Regions from separate parts of the Homo sapiens genome. Here region 1 is linked to region 2. Evidence: chromatin loops called from intact Hi-C (ENCODE). Cell type or tissue: breast epithelium. All regions are shown on one strand.

What was found. A loop is a pair of places that touch in the nucleus more often than their neighbours do. Peaks named below come from ENCODE experiments on the same cell type or tissue, not always from the same donor. Only the 100,000 strongest peaks of a DNase experiment are listed, where the experiment ranks them.
Region 1: it touches region 2 in a loop (13-fold over the local background); 1 of 110 quality-filtered maps calls a loop at or near these places.

What each region holds. Positions count from the first base shown.
Region 1 is chr9:137,204,150-137,206,649 of GRCh38, reverse strand. TMEM203 (transmembrane protein 203) reads left to right here and starts at 1,002. Exons shown (of 1, transcript NM_053045.2): 1 at 1,002-2,500. The coding sequence starts at 1,236. The coding sequence ends at 1,646. NDOR1 (NADPH dependent diflavin oxidoreductase 1) reads right to left here and starts at 950. Exons shown (of 14, transcript NM_014434.4): 1 at 738-950; 2 at 341-418. The coding sequence starts at 872. RefSeq lists a silencer at 987-1,246. In breast epithelium, no CTCF peak of the experiment used is centred here; a DNase peak (open chromatin) is centred at 969; H3K4me3 peaks cover 2,500 bases; H3K27ac peaks cover 1,111 bases.
Region 2 is chr9:136,495,968-136,498,467 of GRCh38, reverse strand. NOTCH1 (notch receptor 1) reads left to right here. Exons shown (of 34, transcript NM_017617.5): 34 at 910-2,500. The coding sequence ends at 2,397. Among named protein-coding and RNA genes, the nearest start is that of C9orf163, 14 kb to the right of the region's middle. RefSeq lists an enhancer at 1-328. In breast epithelium, no CTCF peak of the experiment used is centred here; no DNase peak of the experiment used is centred here.

The sequences.
Region 1 (2,500 bases), 710 kb before region 2:
ATAGAATATGTGCTTAAAAGATGGTCAGAGAATTCAGCAACGTTCCCTGAGGGTCATACAGTCTAGAAATACACACAAGACCCAGACTAGATGCACATATAGATAGCCCTGGAAAAATAAGAAAGGTTAAAACGGATAATAAGGCTATTTGGTGGCTACGACGAGTTTATTAGAGAGGGCAACCGGAGCCCCCAGCCCCACTCACGGACGTTCTCTCAAATCCACCTCTGAAGGTGCATGAGATAAAGGAGAGCTATTTACTGCACCTAGACGCCAGGCAATGAAAACGGGGTGAGGGTCGAGGGCAGGGATCTGAGGAGCCACATCAGGCCAGCCTTACCTTCATGTTGTCAGGGGGGTCTCCTTGGCCTGTAGTTGCACAAACAAATATCACCAGGGGCTCGTTAATCAGATTCACCTCAACAAAAAGACACACACACGTAAGACCTCCGGCTGTAAGGACCGGGCGTCCTTCCCAAAACTTGACCCCCTTCTCCTTTACTCAGGCTGACAGGGCAGAGGGATTTATGTGAGCAGCCAGACCGTCTTCTCTTTCAGGTTCCAACCTCCTCCAGGTGCTAAACTGAACTCCCCTTCCCAAACCTCCTTCCCTAAATCCGCCATAAGGGAAAGACCCGCTCTCAGAGAAAATGCGACGCCTTTTGGGTCGATGACCCCGCGAGGCGGGCACGCCAGGCCTGCTCGTCCCCCACGCCGAGGCCCTAGCGAGCCCTCACCACCGGGTAGGAGTCCAGGGCCTGCACCCGGCAGCCAAGCCGCCGGCGCCGGGCCTCGCGACCCAGTCTCTCCGACACATCCTGAGCCGTGCCTGTCTGGCTGCCGAAGAGCACCAGAAGCTGCGGGCTCGGCATCGGGGTGCGCCCGGTGGTCTGGTCTGAGACTAAAAACTAGAAGGCAGTTCCCGCCGGCCGGGTTGCAGGGACCGCTCCGCCTTCCGCCTTCCGCCGTCGACCGGAAGTGACGCACTAGGGACGCGCCCTGTGGGGGCATGGCGTCCGATCGAGGCGGGCGTTCACGGGCGGCCAGGGTTGAGTCCCGGGTCGGGGCCGGGGGATTGCCGGCGCATCAGGGCCGAGGGCTGGGGCTGGCGGGGCCGCTCGCTGCCTCTCGCTCGCAGCAGCGGCGGCAGGCGCGGGCGAGGGCCACGGGGAGAGGAGACGCAGCCCCGCGGGTGGCACGCTCGGCCGGGCCCCGGCCCGCGCTCAACGGGCGCGATGCTCTTCTCGCTCCGGGAGCTGGTGCAGTGGCTAGGCTTCGCCACCTTCGAGATCTTCGTGCACCTGCTGGCCCTGTTGGTGTTCTCTGTGCTGCTGGCACTGCGTGTGGATGGCCTGGTCCCGGGCCTCTCCTGGTGGAACGTGTTCGTGCCTTTCTTCGCCGCTGACGGGCTCAGCACCTACTTCACCACCATCGTGTCCGTGCGCCTCTTCCAGGATGGAGAGAAGCGGCTGGCGGTGCTCCGCCTTTTCTGGGTACTTACGGTCCTGAGTCTCAAGTTCGTCTTCGAGATGCTGTTGTGCCAGAAGCTGGCGGAGCAGACTCGGGAGCTCTGGTTCGGCCTCATTACGTCCCCGCTCTTCATTCTCCTGCAGCTGCTCATGATCCGCGCCTGTCGGGTCAACTAGCCTCACCGAGGTGCCGGAGAGGGAGCGCTGGACAACTAGAATGTTGACCTCGAGCCGAGGCCCTACTTGCAGCGCACCGGAGGAGAGGCTCTCTAGTCTGAAGGCACCGCCGGCTTGCGCCGAGCTGAGTGCCGGGTTTCCCTATTCCAATCCTGTTTGAAATGGTTTCTTCAGCAGGGCTTAAAAGAGCAGCCTTCATCCTGAAAATGTATTTCCTTTTGTTTAATGCTTTGAGTAGATAATCCTGAATTGAGGTCATGAGGAGGCCCCCCAGGCCAGACAGTCCTGAACCCCTCTGACACTTGGAAACTGAATATAAGTAAAATGTCCAGGTGGACTCTGAGTATTTCCTGTGGATCCTGGGAAAGTACTGTTGCACAAAGGCTGCAAAGCTGGACTCAGGAATGTCCTCCAACCAGCAGCGCTGACCTAAGAGCTCCCTGTGCCGTCTATCCAGACCAGACTTCGGTAGATGCCTTTGTTAGATCTATCACATGTAAACGAGCTTGTATCTCCTTCCCTGTGCCACGAGAGAGATTGGCTTTTTATTCCAGTCTAGGCAGAGACAGAAGAATGTTGAATAAGAGCACGATTAGAGTCCTGTCTGGTTATCTGTTGCCCAAGAAAAGAACTCTGCTGTCCAGGCACTGCTTGGCTTACTATCCCAGCAAAGACTGCAGTTTTGTGGACTTTTGACCACCTTGGGCTGGCACTCTTAGCACACCTGAGACAGATTTAAGCCTCCCTAAGAGACTGAAGAGAGGAACAGGTGTCAGATACTCATAGGCACTGAGATCTACAAATGGGAAGCTTGTGAGTGGCCCATCTTTGTTGGCCTACGAACTTTGGTTTGA
Region 2 (2,500 bases):
CGTGGCGGCAGCTCCCTGCGGGGCGGGGCCTCTTGGTGTGTTCACCAAGGCCAAGGACCTCAAGGCTCAGAGGAAGAAGTCTCAGGACTATATCCAAGGGGAGCCACCCCCAGCCCTCATCCTGGCCCTGCAGCTCCTGGCCCTGCAGCTGCTGTTGGTTTCCCCTGGGTGCTCAGGGCACAGGTGCAGACACCCCCACCTCCCTGCCGCCAGAACCCCCACCCCCGCCCCCAACTCCTGCTGCCCCCTTGGCATGTCAGGCTCAGGCGTCTCTCCCTCCTGGGTGAGGGCACACAGCGGGCCTGGGCACCGGGGCATGTTGGCCCAGGCGCTCCCCAGTCCGTGGCAGCATGGCCCCACAGAGACTGGGCCCCAGAGGGCATCAAGGCCTGGGAAGCCCCTTCCCACTCCCACACAGCAGCCTCACCCAGACCTGTGACGTGTCCACCGCACAGAGGAGACCCCAGGAAGGAGCTTGGTGGCCACCAGGGTGGCTTGATGGCCGTCCAGATGACGAGCTCCCTCCCTGGTGCCCTCGCCGGTGCCTCTGAACCGCTCCAGGAATTTCCTTTTGTGCCTTATTGGGGGCAGGGAAGAGGGCCTGCAGTTGGTTAGATTTTCAGTGGGGTCTGTGACCCCCCCATAGAGGTGGAGCCCCGCTGATCTAGGGTAGAGGACTGCACAGATCCCCTCTCTGGGTGGGTTTCAGAAGATGTATCAAAGCCTTAACATTTAACAAGAGTCAGGCTAGGTGGTTGCAGGACGCTGGGGTGGGGTCCTGAGGAGCAGCCTGCCTGCCCCCACCCCGCGGAGGAGGTTGTACTGCTGCTTCCTCTGGTGATGGAACCTTGGGGAGGGTCCCCACGCCTGGCCTGGCCCCCCTCACCGGCCCCCGCCCTCATCCCCCAGGAGGAGACACCCCTGTTTCTGGCCGCCCGGGAGGGCAGCTACGAGACCGCCAAGGTGCTGCTGGACCACTTTGCCAACCGGGACATCACGGATCATATGGACCGCCTGCCGCGCGACATCGCACAGGAGCGCATGCATCACGACATCGTGAGGCTGCTGGACGAGTACAACCTGGTGCGCAGCCCGCAGCTGCACGGAGCCCCGCTGGGGGGCACGCCCACCCTGTCGCCCCCGCTCTGCTCGCCCAACGGCTACCTGGGCAGCCTCAAGCCCGGCGTGCAGGGCAAGAAGGTCCGCAAGCCCAGCAGCAAAGGCCTGGCCTGTGGAAGCAAGGAGGCCAAGGACCTCAAGGCACGGAGGAAGAAGTCCCAGGACGGCAAGGGCTGCCTGCTGGACAGCTCCGGCATGCTCTCGCCCGTGGACTCCCTGGAGTCACCCCATGGCTACCTGTCAGACGTGGCCTCGCCGCCACTGCTGCCCTCCCCGTTCCAGCAGTCTCCGTCCGTGCCCCTCAACCACCTGCCTGGGATGCCCGACACCCACCTGGGCATCGGGCACCTGAACGTGGCGGCCAAGCCCGAGATGGCGGCGCTGGGTGGGGGCGGCCGGCTGGCCTTTGAGACTGGCCCACCTCGTCTCTCCCACCTGCCTGTGGCCTCTGGCACCAGCACCGTCCTGGGCTCCAGCAGCGGAGGGGCCCTGAATTTCACTGTGGGCGGGTCCACCAGTTTGAATGGTCAATGCGAGTGGCTGTCCCGGCTGCAGAGCGGCATGGTGCCGAACCAATACAACCCTCTGCGGGGGAGTGTGGCACCAGGCCCCCTGAGCACACAGGCCCCCTCCCTGCAGCATGGCATGGTAGGCCCGCTGCACAGTAGCCTTGCTGCCAGCGCCCTGTCCCAGATGATGAGCTACCAGGGCCTGCCCAGCACCCGGCTGGCCACCCAGCCTCACCTGGTGCAGACCCAGCAGGTGCAGCCACAAAACTTACAGATGCAGCAGCAGAACCTGCAGCCAGCAAACATCCAGCAGCAGCAAAGCCTGCAGCCGCCACCACCACCACCACAGCCGCACCTTGGCGTGAGCTCAGCAGCCAGCGGCCACCTGGGCCGGAGCTTCCTGAGTGGAGAGCCGAGCCAGGCAGACGTGCAGCCACTGGGCCCCAGCAGCCTGGCGGTGCACACTATTCTGCCCCAGGAGAGCCCCGCCCTGCCCACGTCGCTGCCATCCTCGCTGGTCCCACCCGTGACCGCAGCCCAGTTCCTGACGCCCCCCTCGCAGCACAGCTACTCCTCGCCTGTGGACAACACCCCCAGCCACCAGCTACAGGTGCCTGAGCACCCCTTCCTCACCCCGTCCCCTGAGTCCCCTGACCAGTGGTCCAGCTCGTCCCCGCATTCCAACGTCTCCGACTGGTCCGAGGGCGTCTCCAGCCCTCCCACCAGCATGCAGTCCCAGATCGCCCGCATTCCGGAGGCCTTCAAGTAAACGGCGCGCCCCACGAGACCCCGGCTTCCTTTCCCAAGCCTTCGGGCGTCTGTGTGCGCTCTGTGGATGCCAGGGCCGACCAGAGGAGCCTTTTTAAAACACA